Regions from separate parts of the Homo sapiens genome. Here region 2 is linked to region 1. The links are chromatin loops, found by intact Hi-C in ENCODE. Cell type or tissue: HCT116. All regions are shown on one strand. Links, peaks and the distances in the headings refer to the core of each region. The heading gives the core; the rest is flanking DNA.

Region 1 (10,735 bases), core at 1,873-9,872:
GACGGAAAGGGATTCATGGGATATAATTCTTACCAAAACGTAGAGTTATATGGACTCTAGGGTGATCAAGACGTGACCACAGAACCAAATGGAGATGACAGACTTTTATCTTTTAAAAATGTTTACCCGCTAGAATAGCTATGTTTAAAATGGAAAATAATCAGCGTTGGCAAGAATGTGGAGAAAATGAAACTTTAGTGCATTGTTGATGGGGATGGGAAATGGAAAATAGTATGGCGATTCCTCCTGCTGACCTCAGGTGAACCGCCCGCCTCGGCCTCCCAAAGGGCTGGGATTACAGGCATGAGCCACCGCACCCGGCCTGCTTTTTAATTTTTAATTTTTCTGGGTACATAGTAGAGGTATATATTTATGGGGTACACGAGATGCTTTGATACGGGTATGCAATGTGTAATTACCACATGATGGAGAATGGGGTATCCGTCCCCTCAAACATTTATCCTTTGTGTTACAATCCAATTATACTATTTTAGTTATTTTTAATGTATAATTAAATTGCCATAGACTATAGTCACCATGTTGTGCTATCAAATACAAGGTCTTATTCAGTCCTTCTAATTTTTTGGGCACATTAACCATCCCCCACTTTCCTCCCCACACCCCACAACCCTCCCCAGCCTCTGAACACCACCCTTCTACTCTCTATATCCATGAGTTCAATTGTTGTGATATTTATTTATTTAGAGACAGGTTCTCGCTCTGTCACCCAGGCTGGAGCGCAGTGGTGCGATTTCGGCTCACTGCAACCTCCACCTCCCGGGTTCAAGCAATTCTCGTTTCTCAGCCTCCCAAGTAGCTGGGATTACAGGCACCCGCCATCACAGCTGGCTTATTTTTGTATTTTTTGTAGAGACAGGGTTTCGCCATGTTGGGCAGTCTGGTCTCGAACTCCTGAACTCAAGTGATCTGCCCACCTCAGCCTCCCAAAGTGCTGGAATTACAGGCTTGAGCTACCGTGCCCAACCTGTTTTAATTTTTAGATCCCAAAAATATGTGAGAACATGCAATGTTTGTCTTTCTGTGCCTGGCTTATTTCATGTGTAGATGATCCTGATATACTTCTGTAGGGAAGGAAATACTTTTCCCTCTCTCTCTCTTTATTGATCTTAGATTCCATGGCTCTCTCTTTATTGATCTTAGATTCCTTGGCTGGAGTCTGTGCATTAGGCTCATGAAAGACAGATTAACAAAAGCACAGCAAACAGAAGTTTATGTGTGCATACCCATGGGAGCACTCCATGATGAGAACACTCAGGGGTGGTTAGAACTTAGGCTTATATGTCATGCTAACAAAAGAACAATACATTCTCTTTTTTTTGAGACGGAGTTTCACTCTGTCGCCCAGGCTCACTGTAACCCCCGCCTCCCAGGTTCAAGCAATTCTCCCGTCTCAGCCTCCCGAGTAGCTTGGATTACAGGTGCCCGCCACCACTCCCAGCTAATTTTTGTACTTTTAGTGGAGACAGGGTTTTGCCATGTTGGCCAGGCTGGTTTCGAACTCCTGACCTCAGGTGATCCGCCCACCTCGGCCTCCCAAAGTGCTGGGATTACAGGCGTGAGCCACTGTGCCTGGCCAGAACAGTACATTCTCAGAGAAGTGAAAAGACAAATGAGAAAGACCTCGAATTCCTGGGGGGGTAAATTGTGAGAAGGTAAATGTATGGGGGAGAAAATGGAGGATGAGGGCTAGTTCATAAGGTTTCTTGTGTAGATTTTTCTGGCGCCCTCGCACTGCTGTACGCATCTGGAGCTTGTCTCCGGTGATTAACTTCTGTGTTTCCTGGTAGAGAAGGGGAAAAGGGGCACCTTTACAAACTGATGTCTTGCATTTAGGCAAATCAAGGGAAGACAGATTTTTTCTTGTGTCTGCTCCTTCTCAAGTATCTTCAGCTCAAAATAGTCCGTTTGAAATACACAACAAATTATTATGAACTATAGTCACACTACTGTGCTATCAAATGCTAGAGCTTACTCCTTCTATCCATTGTATTTTTGTACCTATTAACCAACCGCTCTTCATCCAACCCCTCCCACCTGCCTTTCCCATCAATATGTACAATTATCACGTACCAATTTTTAAGAATGAGTACAACAAACTGGAATATTTGGGGGTGGCGTATTCTGCCGTCCCTCATTTCTCTGAAAGGCCAGGAACTCCTTGCTCAGACCCATCAACCACCTGCATCTGGACGTGTGCTCTCCACCCTCTTCCTGCCAAGATCACTTCAGACCCAGCCTGTGTCCTCAATTATACCCCTTCTCCTGCTGTTATTTCCTCACTTGCCAACACTACTTTTCTCTTCTCTACTCCCTTGAATGTACAGACATCCCACAGCATTTCCATCTTTAGGAAAAAAAAATTTTTTTTTGAGACGGAGTCTCTCTCTGTCACCCAGGCTGGAGTGCAGTGGTGTGATCTCGGCTCACTGCAACCTCCACCTCACAGGTTCAAGCAATTCTCTGCCTCAGCCTCATGAGTAGCTGGGATTATAGACGCCCATCACCATGTCTGGCTAATTTTTGTATTTTTAGCGGAGATGGGGTTTCAACATCTTGGCCAGGCTGGTCTCGAACTCCTGACCTCAGGTGATCCACCCACCTCGGCCTCCCAAAGTGCTGGGATTACAGGCGTGAGCCACTGCACCTGGCCTGATTTTTTTTTTTTGATGCATAATAACTGTATGTATTTATGGAAAGCGGAGCAGGGAGGAGGGATAAAGAGAGGTTGGTTCGTAGGTATTAGAAAGGGAAGAGGGAATGAGATAGAAGATGCCCCACTGCTGCCTTTGAAGAAGGAGGAAGGAGCAAAAATCCAAGGATGGCATGTGGCTTCTAGAAGCTGGAGAAGGCCAGGAAACAGATTCTCCCCCTAGAGTCTCCAGAAGGAAACAGCCCTGCCAACACCTCAATTTTAGTCCAGTGATCTTAGCCCATTTCAGGCTTCTAGCCTCCCTAACTGAATGTTTTATCTTAAAAATACTGTGCTGTCGGCCAGGTGCGGTGACTCCCACCTGAAGTCCCAACACTTTGGGAGGCTGAGGCAGGTGGATCACGAGGTCAAGAGATCGAGACCATCCTGGCTAACATGGTGAAACCCCGTCTCTACTAAAAATACAAAAATTAGCCGGGCGTGGTGGCAGGTGCCTGTAGTCCCAGCTACTCGGGAGGCTGAGGCAGGAGAATTGCTTGAACCTGGGAGGTGGAGGTTGCAATGAGCCGAGATCGTGCCACTGCACTGCAGCCTGGGTGACAGGGTGAGACTCCATCTCAAAAAAAAAAAAAAAAAAAAAACTGTGTCGTCTTAAGCCACCAAATTCATGGTAAATTCGTCACACTAGTGCAACAACTCACAATTCTTCTTTCCAGGATTATGTCTATAGCTCCCTACCCTTGTTCTCAGTAGGAGAGCCAGCCAGAAGAATCCTTCTAAAAATTATAGACGTCCCACGCCAGTCCAATCAGGTCCTGTGTGACCTCTTGAGATCACCTCCACTGTCTTCCCCTTGCCCATTCACCTCCACTCACCCTGGTCCTGCTGTTTCTCAACAGCTCCAGGCACGTCCTGGCCATAGGGTGGTGGTCCTTGCCCTTCTGTCTGGAACTCATCTGATAGCCACACAGCCCATTCCGTGACCTCTTACCTCCTCCTCTCCTCCAAGCTTTTGCTCAGACATCCCTGCTTCAGTGAGCCCTTTCGTCAGCCTTTTACAAATCGCAGCAGGCTATTTCTCACTTCCTGTTCTCTCTCGCCTCTCCTTTTTCCCATGGTGTGTATAGTCTTCCATCGCATCAGTGTGCTCCCATGGGCATGCACACATAAATAAACTTCTGTTTGCTGTGATTTTGTGAATCTGTCTTTCATGACCCCAATGTACAAGCCTCCAGCCAATGAATCTAAGATCAATAAAGGGACAGAGAAAAGCTTTTCCTCCCCTACACTTTATTTTCATTCACTGAAATCTTAGCCACATGAGGACAACAATTTTTTGTGTATCTTTTGCTCACCAACGTATCCCCAGTGCCAAAAATAGAGAGTTTGGCGTAATATTTGACACTGGGATATTTCAGTGAGTAAATCCAGAAGGACTGTGTTATGAACTGAATGTCTGCGTCCCCCCAAAATCCACAGGCTGAAACTCTAACCACCAAGGTAACGGTAGAAGAAGGCAGGGACTTTGGGAGGTGATTAACTCATGGGGCCAGAGCCCTCATGATTGGGACTCCAGCCCTTATGAAAGAGCCTCCAGAGAGTTCCCACACCCCTTCCTCCATGTGAGGAGGACACAGCAAGAAGGTGCTCTCTATGAACCAGGAAGCTGCCCTCACCAGACACTAAATCTGCCAACCCCTTGATCTTGGACTTCCAGCCCCCAGAGCAGTGAGAAATCAATGTCTGTTGTTACTAAGCCACCCAGTGTATGGTATTTGTTATGGCAGTCCAAACAGACTAAGACAGACTGGCTTGTGCACACACCATCTCACATGTGCAAGTGTATCTGTAAGGTGCAGTTTTTTTGTTGTTTTTGTTTTGTTTTGTTTTGTTTTGTTTTGTTTTTTGAGACAGAGTCTCACTCTGTCGCCCAGGCTGGAGTGCAGTGGCGCAATCTTGGCTCACTGCAAGCTCTGCCTCCCAGGCTCATGCCATTCTCCTGCCTCAGCCTCCCAAGCAGCTGGGACCACAGGCATCTGCCACCATGCCCGGCTAAGTTTTTGTATTTTTAGTAGAGACGGGGTTTCACCGTGTTAGCCAGGATGGTCTCAATCTCCTGATCTTGTGATCTGCCCACCTCAGCCTCCCAAATTGCTGAGATTACATGCGTGAGCCACCACGCCTGGCCTTTTTTGTTTTTGTTTTTTTTGAGATGGAGTCTCGCTCTGTTGCCCAGGCTGGAGTGCAGTGGCGGGATCTTGGCTCACTCACTGCAAACTCCCCCTCTTGGTTTCAAGTGATTCTCCTGCCTCAGCTTCCCAAGTAGCTGGGACTACAGGTGCATGCCACCACGCCCAGCCAATATTTGTTTTTTTTTTTTTTTTTTTTAAGTAGAGACGGGTTTTCACCATGTTGGCCAGGATGGTCTCAATCTCTTGACCTCGTGATCCTCCCACCTCAGCCTCCCAAAGTGCTGAAATTACAGGCATGAGCCACCACACCTGGCCTCAGGTTGCAGTTTTAGGAGTAGAACTACTGAATTCCATGGCAGTGCACACGATTGGTAGTATTGTGAAAAGGCCTTTCAGATAGGTTCCCCCTGCTTATGTTCCCTTCAGCAGTGAATGAAAGTAAAGCAAAACGATGATGTAACTGCCAACATCCTCCCTTGCCCTGCAAATTTCTTTTCTTTTCCTTTCTTTCTTTCTTTTCTTTTTTTTTTTTTTTTTTTTTTTTTTGAGACAGGGTCTTGCTCTATCACCCTGGCTGGAGTGCAGTGGCATGATATCCACTCATTGCAACCTCTGCCTCCTGGGTTCAAGCAATTCTCCTGCCTCAGCCTCCCGAGTAGCTGGGATTACAGGCACCCACCACCACGCCCAGCTACTTTTTGTGTTTTTAATAGAGGCAGGGTTTCACCATGTTGGCCAGGCTGGTCTGGAACTCCTGGCCTGAAGTGATCCACCTGTCTTGGCCTCCCAAAGTGCTGGGATTACAGGCGTGAGCCACCGCACCCAGCCAGTCCTGCAAATTTCTTAAAGCTGCAGCTCACTGTGGCTGGAACGTGGTCAGCAATGGTCATGGAATAAGTAGAGGTAGAAAATGTGTGACTGTGTTAGGCTCCTCCATGCAGCGCCACCCACTGGACGGAAGGAGCACTAGCAAGAGTCAGCCACCCAGGAGCATATCACCTTTGTCCTGGGACCAAGCCCAGCTACTCTGGACCCAAGGGAGGACTGAGTCAATTAAACAAGTTTATCCAGATGTTTGGGTGTCACATAAGTTATAAGAGGGAGAAGTGTTAAAGAAGAAGCTATTGGCCAGGTGCAGTGGCTCACACCTGTAATCCCAGCACTTTGGGAGGCTGAGGTGGGTGGATCACTTGAGGTCAGGAGTTTGAGACCAGCCTGGCCAACATAGTGAAACCCCATCTATACTAAAAATACAAAAAAATTAGCCAGGCATGGTGGCAGGTGCCTGTAATCCCAGCTACTCAGGGGGCTGAGGCAAGGGAATTGCTTGAACCAGGGAAGTGGAGGTTGCAGTGAGCCGAGATCACACCACTGCACTCCAGCCTGGGAAACAGAGTGAGACTCTGTCTCTAAGTAAATAAATAAATAATAAATAAATAAACTATTATTGGAAGTTGGGGCAGGGGGGACAAAAATACACCCATGATCCTTTTTATTTTATTTCTTTTTTACATTTCTTTTAGATACAGGGGTACATGTGCAGGTTTGTTATATAGGCAAACGTGTTATGGGGGTGGGTTTGTTGTACAGGTTATCTCATCACCCAGGTATTAATCCCAGTACCCATTAGTTATTTTTCCTGATCTTCTCCCTCCTCCCACCCTCCAGCCTCTAGCAGACTCCAGTGTGTGGTGTTCCCTCTATGTGTCCATGTGTTCTCATCGTTTAGCTACCACTTATAAATGAGCACATGTGGTATTTGGTTTCCTGTTCCTGTGTTAGTTTGCTAAGGAATAATGGTCTCTGGCTCCATCTATGTTCCTGCAAAGGTCATGATCTCATTCTTTTTTATGGCTGCATAGTATTCCATGGTGTTTATGTACCACATTTTTTTATCCGGTCTATCACTGATGGGCATTTAGGTTGATTCCATGACTTTGCTATTGTGAGTAGTGCTGCAATGAACATACACAGGAATGTGTCTTTATAATAGAATGATTTATATTCCTTTGGATATATATCCAGTAATGGGATTGCTGAGTTGAATGGTAGTTCTCTTTTTAGGTCTTTGAGGAGTTGCCCCACTGTCATCCAGAGTAGTTGAACTAATTTACACTCCCACACACAGAGTATAAGTGTTCCTTTTTCTCTGCGACTTCACCAGCATCTGTTATTGCTTGACTTTTTAATAATCACCATTCTGACTGGTGTGAGATGACATCTCGTTGTGGTTTTGATTTGCATCTCTCTAATACATGATCCATTTTTTAAGAATACAGCATCTGTTATTGCTTGACTTTTTAATAATCACCATTCTGACTGGTGTGAGATGACATCTCGTTGTGGTTTTGATTTGCATCTCTCTAATACATGATCCATTTTTTTAAGAATAAAAACTTTGTTGAATTTGAGATCACTTTTAATCTAATGGAGCCTTCTAACCAACCATATATTTTCTAGATTTTAGCTTCACTGAATTATTTTACCTGCTTCTAATTTTTCTTTTCGCTAAACCTTTTGTGAAGGCTTTGATATTTTGCTTGCCTCTTCCCCAAAAGAAGTCATGGAGAATAGAAACTACAAACAATCCATTAGTCTAATGGACTAATCCCAAACATTCCATGCATCTTCAGTTTTTCCATAGGGCAGAGAATCTTTGAGGAAAGGAGGTAAAGGGAGTACCCGGCACGCAGAATACCTGCCAAGTAAGCATTACACGAATCTGTTTTCTTGGGTAGTGTTTTCATCTTCTTGTTTTATTGTTTTATGTCTCTGCAGGTCTCGTGTTTCTCTCTTCCAATCGGTTGTCTTTATCGTGGACACTGAGGTGTTCTCTGCCTTGACTAAAGATGAGTGACGTGAATCCACCCTCTGACACCCCCATTCCCTTTTCATCCTCCTCCACTCACAGTTCTCATATTCCGCCCTGGACATTCTCTTGCTACCCCGGCTCCCCATGTGAAAATGGGGTCATGCTGTACATGAGAAACGTGAGCCATGAGGAGCTACAACGGTTCAAGCAGCTCTTACTGACTGAGCTCAGTACTGGCACCATGCCCATCACCTGGGACCAGGTCGAGACAGCCAGCTGGGCAGAGGTGGTTCATCTCTTGATAGAGCGTTTCCCTGGACGACGCGCTTGGGATGTGACTTCGAACATCTTTGCCATTATGAACTGTGATAAAATGTGTGTTGTAGTCCGCAGAGAGATAAATGGTGAGTGTTGATCTGGTGGATAAAGTGGGGGTGGGCTTGGCTGCTGGGCAGCTAAACTACTCTAGTCACCACCCCTATCACTTATTGGCCTTCTGAGCAAGAAAGCAAACAGTGGAGGAAGATAATGGATCTAACCCAAAGGCAAAGACTGTCATACGGGCATTTTTTTAATTTTATTTTTCTGAGATGGGGTTTCGCTCTTCTTGCCCAGGCTGAAGTGCAATGGCACAATCTCGGCTCACTGCAAACCCCGCCTCCCAGGTACAGGTGATTCTCCTGCCTCAGCCTCCTGAGTAGCTGGGATTACAGGCACCCACCACCATGCCTGGGTAATTTTTTTTTATTTTTAGTAGAGACGGGGTTTCACCATGTTGGCCAGGCTGGTCTCGAACTACTGACCTCAGGTAATCCGCCTGCCTTGGCCCCCCAAAGTGCTGGGATTGCAGGTGTGAGCCACTGTGCCCAGCCCATATGGGCCTATTTTTTAAAAACTTAACTGAATACTGCTTATATGAGGTGAACGTTAAATGAAGTCATAGAGAAGTAGGAAGTAAAATAGTGGAAAAGCATATGCTATGGAAACAGCAGAAGACAGCTGGTATAGCTATGGTGATGTCAGGAGTGCTATATTTAAAGCAAGAAGGTTAAACACTTTAAAAGGCCATTTCGCAGCAACAAAGGGTGAATCCCACTGGAGGATATTGTAATCCAAAACCTCATCTTCAATATGAATAAAGCAGAGCTGGACTACAGTCATCCCCTTATCCAAGGTTTTGCTTTCTGAAGTTTGGGTTGATCATGGCCAAAAATAGATGAGTACAGTACACTGAGATATTCTGAGACAGAGAGAGACCACATTTACATACCGTTTATGATAGTATAGTATTATAATTGTTCTATTTCATTATTATTGTTAATCTCTTACTGTACCTAATTTATAATTTAAACTTTTATCATAGATCGGTATGTATTTTTTTTCTATTTTGAGATGGAGTCTTCATTCTGTCACACAGGCTGGAGTGCAGTGGTGTGATCTCAGCTCACTGCAACCTCCACCTCCCAGGTTCAAGCAATTCTCATGCCTCAGCCTCCCCAGTAGCTGGGATTACAGGTGCGCACCACCACACCCAGCTAATTTTTGTATTTTTAGTAGAAACGGGGTTTCACCATGTTGGCCAGGCTGGTTTCAAACTCCTGACCTTAGGTGATTTGCCTGCCTCGGCCTCCCAAAGTGCTGGAATTACAGGTGTGAGCCACCACACCCGGCCTAGATATGTATTTAAAAAAATCAGTATCCACATTGTTCAGTACTATCCACAGTTTCAGATATCCACCGGGGATCTTGGAACATAGACCCTGCAGAGAAGGGGGGACTACTGTATTAAAGGAAAATACACCAATCCAGAAACATGATAGGAGCTGTGAACCCGCCTCTCCCAATAGCTGATATTACAAGTAGTCAGTCTCATTGGTAAGAATGGAGAAAACGTCAGCTCCACAGTTTTAAACATAAACACAGGAGAGTGGGTGCCTTACGTCTCCTTAGCCACTGGCACCCCAACAGCTGGCTCAGCACCTAGCATGTCATAGGTGCTCAAATATTAGATGGCTAGAGAGTAATTGATTGTGAAAAGGGACTTTCTTTTGATAAGGCAGCCTAGGAAGTCCTCTTTGAGGAAATGATGCTAAGGTTGAGACCTAACACAGGAGGAAATAGCTCATCATGTGAAAAGGAGAGAGAGTCACCGGAAAAGAAAATCAGAGGGGATGGAAACCCCGTGACCCAGTGGTAGAGAAAATCTTAGTGTTAAACAGAAAATGTTAATATTTATGAAAACCTGATGAAAAATACACAGAGAGGCCAGGCACGGTGGCTCACGCCTGTAATCCCAGCACTTTGGGAGGCAGAGGTGGGTGGATCACCCAAGGTCAGGAGTTCAAGACCAGCCCGGCCAACATGGTGAAACCCAGTCTCTACTAAAACTACAAAAAAAAAAAAAATAGCCGGGCGTGGTGACGGGTGCCTGTAATCCCAGCTATTCGGGAGGCTAAGGCAAGAGAATTGCTTGAACCCAGGAGGCAGAGGTTGCAGAGGGCTAAGATCATGCCACTGCACTCCAGCCTGGGTGACAAAAGCAGAACTCCATCTCAAGAAACACACACACACACACACACACAGAGACACACGTACGCAGTTGATCCTCATTGTTCATGGATTCTGTATTCGTGAATGTGCCTACTCATTAAAATGTATTCGTAACCCCCAAATCAATACTTACAGCGCTTTCAAGATCATTCCCAGACAGCAACGCAGCAAAAAAATCGAGCTGACCTCCTAGCCGAGGTCAAACAAGGTGACGCTCTGCCTTCTGGCTTTAGCTCTCACCCCGTAAGCCAGTGTCATTTCCACGCCTATGTGGTGCCACACTTTTGTGCTTTGAGTTGGTGGTTTTGCTGTTTAAAATAGCACCCAGGCTGGGCACGATGGCTCACGCCTATAATCCCAGCAGTCTGAAAGGCCGAGGTGGGGCCAGGCGCAGTGGCTCACGCCTATAATCCCAGCACTTTGGGAGGCCGAGGCGGGAGGATCATGAGGTCAGGAGTTTGAGACCAGCCTGGCTAACACGGTGAAACCGCATCTCTACTAAAAATACAG
Region 2 (10,735 bases), core at 1,644-9,643, 170 kb before region 1:
CAGCCAACAACTATCTCATCATTTCTGAAGACCTGAGGAGTTTCCGAAGTGGGGATTTGAGCCAGAATAGGAAGGAGCAAGCTGAGAGGTTCGACACTGCCCTGTGCGTCCTGGGCACCCCTCGCTTCACTTCCGGCCGCCATTACTGGGAGGTGGACGTGGGCACCAGCCAAGTGTGGGATGTGGGCGTGTGCAAGGAATCTGTCAACCGACAGGGGAAGATTGAGCTTTCTTCAGAACACGGCTTCTTGACTGTGGGTTGCAGAGAAGGAAAGGTCTTTGCTGCCAGCACTGTGCCTATGACTCCTCTCTGGGTGAGTCCCCAGTTGCACAGAGTGGGGATTTTCCTGGATGTAGGTATGAGGTCCATTGCCTTTTACAATGTTAGTGATGGGTGCCATATCAACACATTCATCGAGATTCCTGTTTGCGAGCCCTGGCGTCCATTTTTTGCTCATAAACGTGGAAGTCAAGATGATCAGAGCATCCTGAGTATCTGTTCTGTGATCAATCCATCCACTGCCAGTGCCCCAGTTTCTTCTGAGGGAAAGTAAATAAACATTTGAACATAATCATCTTTAGGAAGTTTCAGTGCCCCCATAGCCATAGCTAAGAACTTTTCCGCTAGATACACATAGGTACAAAGGGACAGAAGGGAAAGAGCCATCACTCTGTAAACCATGAACAGAAAGCAATTATATTAATGAGGGGAAAATTACATTGTACTTAAAGTTTGTCATGTTGTTTTCTTTGGGGCTTATGTTTATATTTCTGTTCAATAAATATTTTGAAAATTCAGATTCATTTGCCAATCTTTTCTATTTGCTGCAAGATTAGTGTACTGTGTGTTATGGAAGTTATGAACGAAATAATAATTTGAATGTGACCCAACACAGTAACTGAATTTCAAATGATAAGGACCTATGAATACGGCAAAATTATATATGTTCATGTATTCAGTTTAACCCAATAACTGAACACTGACATTCATTTCAAGTGCACACTGAGTGTTTGCCACGAATATGTGTGGTCTTAGAGAGAACTCGTTAGCTTTAAAATTGAAATACAATACACCCTCTCCTATGACGGCAACAGAGTCAAATTGGAAATCAATAACAGGAAGAAATCCATAAATTCTCCACATATATGCAAATTAAATAACCACTTCTAAATAAAATGATCAAATATGAAATTACAATGGAAATTACAGCTATCCTGAGTTGAATGAAAAGCACACATTTACAAAATTTCTAGATGCGGTTGAAGCTCAGTGAGAAACTCATAATAGGAAGAAAATATCGTAATCAATCACCTTAATTTCTACTTGAACTTACTTCACTAAGAGCAATTCAATTGTCAGCATTTTGATCAAAACCATCTGACAAGTATCTGGGAAGTTGCAGACATTCTCACATCTTCCTGTCTTCTTCTGAGCCCTGCAAACGGTTGCAACCTCTGCCCGTTACCCAGTTCCAAAGTCGCTTCCACATTTTCAGGTACCATAGTAGCAGTGCCTCACTCCTGGTACCAATATTCTGTAACAGTTCATTCTCACACTGCTCTAAAGAACTACCGGAGACTGGGTAATTTATGAAGAAAAGAGGTTTCATTAATTTATAGTTCTGCAGGTCGCACGGGGAACATCACTGGGTGGCCTCGGGAAATTTAACAATCATGGAGGAAGGCAGAGGGGAAGCGAGTGGCTTTTTCACATAGTGACAGGAAAGAGAGAAAGAGGAAAGTGCCATACACTTTGAAATCATCAGATCTTTGAGAACTCACTCACGGTCATGGGAATAGCGCGGAGGAAATCCGTCCCCGTGATCCAATCATCTCCCACCTGGTCCCTCCCCCAACACTGAGGATGACAATTCAACATGAGGTTTGGCTGGGGACACAGAGCCAAACCGTATCACTTGATATGATCCCACAGAATACTATTCATTTTCATTCAGTCTTTTATTTCTTAACAAATGGTGGTAAAGTATATATAATTGACCATCTTAACCATTTTTAAGTGTAAAATTCAATGGTATTTATGATGTCCATATTATTTTGCCACCATCACTGCCATTCATCTCCAGAAATCTTTTCATCTTCCAAAATTGAAACTATATACCCATCCTAGCCCACTTTTTAATTCACCTATTTGTTGTCTTGCCTGAGTGCCTTATGTATTCTGGATATTAACCCCTTATCGGATGTATGGTTTGCAAATATCTTCTCCCACTGTGTAGATTGTCTCTTCAACTTATTGTTTCCTTTGTTGTGCAGCAGCTTTTACATGTGATGCGATCCCACTTGTCTATGTTTGCTTTTGTTGCCTGTGATTTAGGTGGTTATATCAAAAAACAAGTTTGCCCAGACAAATTTCTTAGATCTTTCCCCCTGTGTTTTGATCTGATAGTTTTACCATTTCAGGTCTTTCATTTACAATCACCATTTTAATTCCACTCTCTAATTTTATGACTTCAGTGTTTTTAGGTTCCTAGTAAGTTAGGTCATTCGGTATTTATCGCTTTCTATATGACTTATTCCACTTAGCAAAATGCCCTCAAGTTTCATCCATTTTTTTATGGTGTACGATATTTCATTGTATATATAGCACAATTTCTTGATCTATTCTTCTGCCAACATTATCGAGTAAAAGGGATTCGCTGTCCAATACTCTAGGAGTGAATAGGATGACATGGGGATGTTTGAGAAAAGGAAAGCATTGCATTGAAATGAAAACCCTAGGGAGACAGGAGTCCAGCTCTAATCTGTCGTCTCATACTGGCTTCATGTCAGCATTTATTAGAAAAGGTTCAGAGGGCCTGGCATGGTGTCTCATGCCTAAAATCCCAGCAATTTGGGAGGCAGATGCAGGTGGATCACTTGAGCTCAGGAGTAGGAGACCAGCCTGGGCAACGCAGTGAGACCCCCCCCTCTCCAAAACCACAAAAATGAGCTGCACATGGTGGTGCAGGCCTGTAGTTCCAGCTACTCGGGGAGGCTGAGGCAGGAGGATCATCTGAGCCCGGGAGTTTCAGGCTGCAGTGAGCCGAGATCGAACCACTGCACTCCAGCCTGGGTGATTAAAAAAGGTTCAGGGGATGGATTCTGAGATCAGTAAGTAATTGATGGAAGGAAAAGGGAGGTCTGGAAAGTCCATGGGCATGGGCAGTTATCTTTTCGTGCTTTCTTGTGGGTCGACTGTGGAAATTCAAAGGGTGTTAATGTACAACATGCAGTGGAAATTCGGGCTGTGACTTCAGCAAGCTTGTTCTGCACAGACTCCAGCTGGCCACATTGGCTCTAGCCAATTTCAGCCAGTTCTTTTGTTTCCTGAACAGAGGGAGTTTCAGTGTTTCAGCAAAGTTGTTTCTTTTCTTTGTTTTCTTTTTCTTTTTTTGGGGGGAGACAGGGTCTTGCTGCTGCCTGGGCTGGATGCAGTGGTGCGATCTTGGCTCACTGCAGCCTCTATCTCCTGGGCTCACGTGATCCTCCCGTATCAGCCTCCCGAGTAGCTGGGACCACAGGTATGGGCCACCACACCCGGCTAATTTTTAAAATTATTTGTAGACACGGGTCTCACGATGTTGCGCTGGCTGGTCTCGAACTCCTGGGCCCAAACGATCCTCCTTTCTCAGCCTCAGAAAGTGCTGGAATTTACAAGTGTGAGCCACCGCGACCAGCCAAGTTTTTTCCCTTCTTACCTGCCATGCTGTACACTCAAAAATTTGTTAGTTACTGGTTTAACTCTTTTATTTTTATTTATTTATTGTTTTAGACGAAGTCTCGCTCTGTCACCAGGCTGGGGTGCAGTGGCATGATCTCGCCTTTGCCCATTTCATAATCAGAATGTTAGTTTTAGGGGTTTTTTTTTTCTATTGCGTTATGAGTTCTTTATATATTTTGGATATTAACCTAATATCAGATATATAATTTGCAAACATTTTTTTCCATTCTGTAGGCTTTCTTTTCATCGTCTCCCTTGTTTCCTTCACTATGCAGAACATTTTTTGTTTGACATAGTCCAACTTATTTATTTTTGTTTTTTGTGTAATATAATGCTGTAAGTTTCATGCCACATCCAGGTGGAACAAATACTATGCCACGGGAGTTTTTGAGAAAAGAAAAGCTTTATGTTAATTCAACTCCCAGGGAGACAGGAGTCCAGCTCTAATCTGTCGTCTCATACTGGCTTCAAATCACCATTTATTAGAAAAGGTTCAGAGGACCTGGCATGGTGGCACCTGCCTGAAATCCCAGCACTTTGGGCGGCTGAGGCAGGTGGATCATTTGAGGTCAGTAGTAGGAGATCAGCCTGGGCAACATAGTGAGACCTCATCTCTCCAAAACACAAAAATTGGCCAGGCTTATTGTGGAGGTTGAGGGTCTCCAGTGCTGTCCAATATAAACATAATGTGATCAACATATGTAAGATAAATTTATTGTCTAATAGCCACATAAATCAAGCAAAATGAAATAAGCCTAAGTAAGTTTAACAAAATATAAGCATTTCACATGTAATACATTTTTAAGATTCTCTAACAGATAGTTTACATCTCCCTTAGGTCTTCAAAATTTAGTGTATATTTTATACTCACAACACATCTTCATTTAGATAAGCCCCATTTCAGGTGCTCAGTAGCCACATGTGGCTGGTGGCTACCATATTGGATAGCTCAGCTGTAGACCCTTTTGCCACTCAACTCAAAGCCTCATACCAAGCCATGGCCTTCATTCTAGCCAGTATTTCCAATATTGGAAGGTCAGGGCCCTGATCATTTATATTTGTACTTATATTGTATCTTCATTTCCTAGTACCAGTGCTTTACAAAGAGTAGGCGATGATGTCTTCATGCAGGTAAAGATGAAAGTGTCCCAAGAACTATCAGCCATTCCACTCACGTAAAAGCTAATACCATGCCTATTTACTCCCAGACAGTGGCCATGGCTGAACACTTTAAACAAGCAAGCAGTTGTCCTATCTGCCTGGATTATCTTGAAAACCCCACGCACCTGAAATGTGGATACATCTGTTGCCTCCGATGCATGAACTCACTGCGAAAGGGGCCCGATGGGAAGGGGGTGCTGTGCCCTTTCTGCCCTGTGGTCTCTCAGAAAAATGACATCAGGCCCGCTGCCCAGCTGGGGGCGCTGGTGTCCAAGATCAAGGAACTAGAGCCCAAGGTGAGAGCTGTTCTGCAGATGAATCCAAGGATGAGAAAGTTCCAAGGTAAGGAATCTGTACTACCTGCTCCAAGCCCATAAAGGGCCTTGGAAAAAGCAGCTTTTAAATGTCTTTCCGTTCAATACGGGCATTAGCTGAAGTCTGCAACCTAAAAGATTTGTGATCCCAAACATCAGCTGTTATCAGCGCACAGTATAGATTTTCACAGGATCTGTACCAATTTATGAGAGCAAACTATCATCTCCTCCTTCATCCATCCTATGCACCAAGAGGGAGAAAAACCTTTAATCAAAATATTGAATAACTTAAACAAGAATTTTACTATGAGAAAGGTGGGCTTGTTGCAATTATATTCATACATTCTATACATAAAATTTGACTTAATCGGGGGGCCAGGGAAATTCCTAAAGAAAGTTCGGATCTGAGAATGAACGTGGAATAAAAGAAGTGACAATGAATAAAATATTTGGGTCTGTGCAGTAGAAAGGCAGAGGGAGTCTGTAGTGTGTGTCTTTGCTGAACTACCGGTTCTTCTTTGCACAGTGGATATGACCTTGGATGTGGACACAGCCAACAACGATCTCATCGTTTCTGAAGACCTGAGGCGTGTCCGATGTGGGAATTTCAGACAGAATAGGAAGGAGCAAGCTGAGAGGTTCGACACTGCCCTGTGCGTCCTGGGCACCCCTCGCTTCACTTCCGGCCGCCATTACTGGGAGGTGGGCGTGGGCACCAGCCAAGTGTGGGATGTGGGCGTGTGCAAGGAATCTGTGAACCGACAGGGGAACGTTGTACTCTCTTCAGAACTCGGCTTCTGGACTGTGGGTTTGAGACAAGGACAGATCTACTTTGCCAGCACTAAGCCTGTGACGGGTCTCTGGGTGAGCTCAGGTCTACACCGAGTGGGGATTTACCTGGATATAAAAACGAGGGCCATTTCCTTCTATAATGTCAGTGATAGGTCACATATCTTCACATTCACGAAAATTTCTGCTACTGAGCCACTGCGCCCATGTTTTGCTCATGCAGATACAAGTCGTGATGATCACGGATACTTGAGTGTGTGTGTGTAATTAATAATGGCATTGCCAGTTCCCCAATTTATCCTGGGCAAGGCAACTATACACTTGAACACAGAAAACATCCACAGTAAGTGGCTGTGTGCTCGTGACCAAAGGCGAGAACTTCTCCGCTTGGTCCACTTATGGTTCAAAGTTATGGAAGAAGAATGTGGGTCTTTCAAGGAATTCTGAGCTCTACTTGTATTGCTGATGAAAAATTGCATATGAAATATAAAGCAGTGTCATTTTTTGGTAACTCATGCTTATGTTTCTTTCACAATAAACGTTTAACATTTTCAGATGAATTTGCAAATGTTTTTCTTTTGCTTTGCTGTAAGATCAAGTAAATGTGTTATGGAGGTTATAAACTATAATAATATAAATTGACCCCCAAAATTAATTCACTTACTAAATGACAAGGAAACACTGCCTGTTAAACTGATAAAAGTATCTGCCTGTATTTGTTCAGTTTTACCCAACAACTGGAAAACACACATTCATCTCCAGTATACATTGAACATTCGCTAGCATAGACAGATGTGGCCATAAGACAAATCACATTGACATGAAAATTGAAATAATATACACGCTGTTCTCAAATGCCAACAGAATTAAATTATAAATCAGTAACAAGAAGAAATCTGTAAAATCTCCACATACATGAAAATTAAACAACCACTTTAAAATAAAACACAAATCAAAGGTGAACTTATAAAGGAAATTATAAAATACCTTACACTGAGTGAAAGTAAATGCACAATATCACAAAATGTGCAGATGTAGTTGAGGTTTAGAGGGAAATTTATAGAAATAGACACTTATAAAATCAAGGAAAATACCCTCATCCATGATCTAGCTTCCTTTTTTTTTTTTTTTTTTTTTTTTTGAGACAGAGTCTTGCTCTGTCGCCCAGGCTGGAGTGCAGTGGCGCGATCTCGGCTCACTGCAAGCTCCGCCTCCCGGGTTCACGCCATTCTCCTGCCTCAGCCTCCCAAGTAGCTGGGACCACAGGCGCCCGCCACTACGTCTGGTTAATTTTGTGTATTTTTGTTTTTTTTTAGTAGAGACAGGGTTTCAGCATGTTAGCCAGGATGGTCTCGATCTCCTGACCTCGTGATCCGCCCGCCTCAGCCTCCCAAAGTGCTGGGATTACAGGAGCAAGCCACCGTGCCCGGCCGGTCTAGCTTCCATTTTTAAGTGAGCAAATGCAGTGGCAAATTAGGTAAAAAACAAAACAAAACAAAGACTACAGTAGTAGTCAATGAAATAGAAAATGGATAAATGTTAAATAAAATTTTAAAAATTCAAGACACGTTTTTTCAGGATCAAAGTAGTAAATCTTCAGCTACAGTGAAGGAGTGAGGAAGGGGTGAATTAAAACAATGAGTAAGCAAGAGAAAAGGAAGACAGGGCAAAATCAAGAGAGGCAGAGAAAGAAGAGACAGAGCCCATCGTGATGGCTCAAGCCTGTAATCCCAGCACTTCGGGAGGCCGAGAAGGGAGGATTGCTTGGACTCAGGAGTTTGAGACCAGCCTAGGCAACAAAGCAAAACCCCATCTCTACAAAAATAATAATAAAAAAATTAGCTGGGTGTGTTGGTTTGCACCTGTGGTTTCAGCCACTTAGGAGGCTGAGGTGGGAGGATTGCTTGAGCCCCAGGAAGTTGAGGCTGCAGGGAGCCATGAGCCATGATCATGCCACTGCACTCCAGCCTGGGCTACAGAGTGAGACCCTATCTTCAAAAACAGAAAAGAAAATGTAACATATATACACAATGGAATAGTATTATCCATAGAAAAGAAGAAAGTTCTGTCATTTGCATCTACAGAAATGAACCTGGAATACACTATGCTTAGTGAAACATACAGCCACAGAAAGAGAGATATCACGTGATCTCATTCACTTGGAGAATTTTAAAAAGTGATCTCACAGAACTAGAGAGCAAGACCGGATGCAGTGGCTGACACCTGTAATCCCAGCACTTTGGGAGGCCGAGGCGGGCGGGTCACCTGAGGTCAGTTCAAGACCAGCCCGGCCAACATGGTGAAACCCCGTCTCTACTAAAAATACAAGAACTAGCCAGGCATGGTGGTGCACGCCTGTAATCCCAGCTACTCGGGAGGCTGAGGCAAGAGAATCGCTTGAACCCGGGAGGTGGAGGTTACAGTGAGCTGAGATTGCACCATTGCACTCCAGCCTGGGGTACAGAGTGAAATTCCGTCTCAAAAAAAGAAGGAAAAAAAAGAACTAGAGAGCAAAATGGGGTTACCAGGGGCCGGGGCTGGGGCTGGGGCTGGGGCTGGGGCAGTGAGGTGGGAGGGTTAGGGAATGGTTGGCCAAGATACACACAATTTCAGCTAGACAGGAGAAATAAATACAACATGGCAACAATAGTTAATAATAATATTCTTGAAAAATGCTAAGGGAGGCAATTTTCAGTGTTTTCATAAAAAACATGACAACTTTTCGAGGAAATGCATATATTACCTAACTAGATTTACCCGTTTGGTAACGCATCTACATTGCAAAACACCATGACATACACAATCATTACATACAATTATTCTGATAATTTAAACAAAACAAGAATCAAACTTTACATGCTCAAGATGTTCCGTTTTACCTCAGTGAGATCTCAAAAAAATTTTTTAATAAAAAATAGTTCTGTTGAAACTCTCTTGTGAATTTTCCTTTCAGTTGTTGTACTTTATTGCCCCTAAATTGCTCACTGGTTCCTTCTTAAACTTTCTCTTTATTCATGTTCTCTATTTGATGAGGAGTTATTCCTCTGGTTTATTTTTGTTCTTCTGCCCTTGATTTTCTTGAGTTCTTTGCACATATTTAAGATAATTAATTTAGTATTTGGAGAGGAAGCCCAATGTCTTGGCTTGCTCATATGCTATTTTTTCTTACGACTATTATACTGTCTTGTGTGTGTGCCTCATTGTTTTGGTAAGAAAAAGTGGACACTGTGTGTGGCAAACCCTGGACATCAAATTCTCACCCCTGAGCAGGCTTTCTTGTTGCTGCTGGTTGTGAGTTGGAGTCTTCTGTTTTTGTTTTCATTTTTTGTTTTGTTTGAACCTTTGTAAACTACTGTGTAAAGGTTTCACTTTCTCCTGTGTGGCCACTGAAGTCTCTGCCTTCTGGTCTACTAACAATTTGATGGAGATTTTTAAAACATGCCTGAACGCAAACCCAAAATTCTCTCAAGCTCTTTGCCATGGGATCCCTCTAGGGAGCTTAGCCAGGATTTTGATTTTTTTTTTTTTTTTTAGACGGAGTCTAGCTCTGTCGCCCAGGCTGGAGGGCAGTGGCGCGATCTCGGCTCACTGCAACCTCCACCTCCCAGGTTCACTAGCCAGGATTTTTACAACTCTCATTTCAGCCTTCATTTCCTGCTTGCATGGAGCCTCGGGATCATCAGAGGTAAAACATAGGGTTTCTCAGATTTTTATAATCTTGCATGGACATGTATGATTGAACTCAATCCTTGGTATACCTCAGTGCTATTCAAAGCCCTTACTATCTCATGTAATTCTCCCCCCAGACTCTTCCTTAATAGGCTTTTCATTCTGTCATCTGTTTTCCCTGTTATCCCTCACCCAGGCAACTTCAGCAAGTGTATTTGTCTTTAAGTGCTTTTAATGACACTGGCACCCCCCAATAAATCAGCTTCAGTCTGTGTAGATCTAAAAAGGGTGAAATAAAGGCAAGCCCTTGAGCCAACCCTTCAAGGAACCACTAAGATAGATGGAGGCACACAACCACAATTCTTTGAGAACAAAGATTCTTCATCCTGTGGCATCAGCGTGCTGGCCTGGGAATGAGGGACTCCATGTTCTCAGCAGCCATCAAGCTGCAGAGTGGGGAAGAGTAGGTGGGTGAGTCAAATTACCACAACTCAGCTGGGTGCAGTGGCTCACGCCTGTAATCCCCGCGCTTTAGGAGGCCGAAACGGGCGGATCACCAGGTCAGGAGATCCAGACCACCCTGGCCAACATGGTGAAACCCCATCTCCACTAAAGATACAAAAATTAGCTGGGCGTGGTGGTGGGTGCCTGTAATCCCAGCTACTCGGGAGGCTGAGGCAGGAGAATCGCTTGAACCCGGAAGAAGGGGCTTGCAGTGAGTCGAGATCATGCCACTGCACTCTGGCCTGGTGATAGAACAAGATTCCACAAAAAAAAAAAAAAAAAAAAAGCCACAACTCTCTTCCTGAAATTAAGCAGCTTCTTCCTTCACTCACGGTTCCCCTGGAGGTTGTAAATTATTAGATTCAAATTTTCCACAAAGGCTGATTTTGACAGTTATTTCCCAGTTTAATTTTTGTTTTACCAAAGACTACTTTTAAAATTCCCTACCTTGAAACTTGCAGTGAGATCACTCCATTAATTTTAAACAGAATTTTAAAATTCTGATATTATTGCTCTATATGCTCTAAATAGGGCTTTTGTCTATTTGTAGGAATGCTTCCTCTCAGTGCAAATTATC

What was found. Peaks named below come from ENCODE experiments on the same cell type or tissue, not always from the same donor. Only the 100,000 strongest peaks of a DNase experiment are listed, where the experiment ranks them.
Region 2: it touches region 1 in a loop (4-fold over the local background); 2 of 110 quality-filtered maps call a loop at or near these places.

The regions. Positions count from the first base shown.
Region 1 is chr19:55,940,191-55,950,925 of GRCh38, forward strand. NLRP8 (NLR family pyrin domain containing 8) reads left to right here and starts at 7,642. Exons shown (of 10, transcript NM_001433706.1): 1 at 7,642-8,079. The coding sequence starts at 7,713. In HCT116, for the core only: CTCF peaks have their summits at 4,416 and 5,816 (motif pointing left); a DNase peak (open chromatin) is centred at 5,791.
Region 2 is chr19:55,772,626-55,783,360 of GRCh38, forward strand. It overlaps RFPL4AL1 (ret finger protein like 4A like 1), which reads left to right. Exons shown (of 3, transcript NM_001277397.2): 3 at 1-795. The coding sequence ends at 554. It also overlaps the pseudogene RFPL4AP1. Among named protein-coding and RNA genes, the nearest start is that of RFPL4AL1, 8.9 kb to the left of the region's middle. In HCT116, for the core only: a CTCF peak has its summit at 5,141 (motif pointing right); a DNase peak (open chromatin) is centred at 5,147; H3K27me3 peaks cover 923 bases.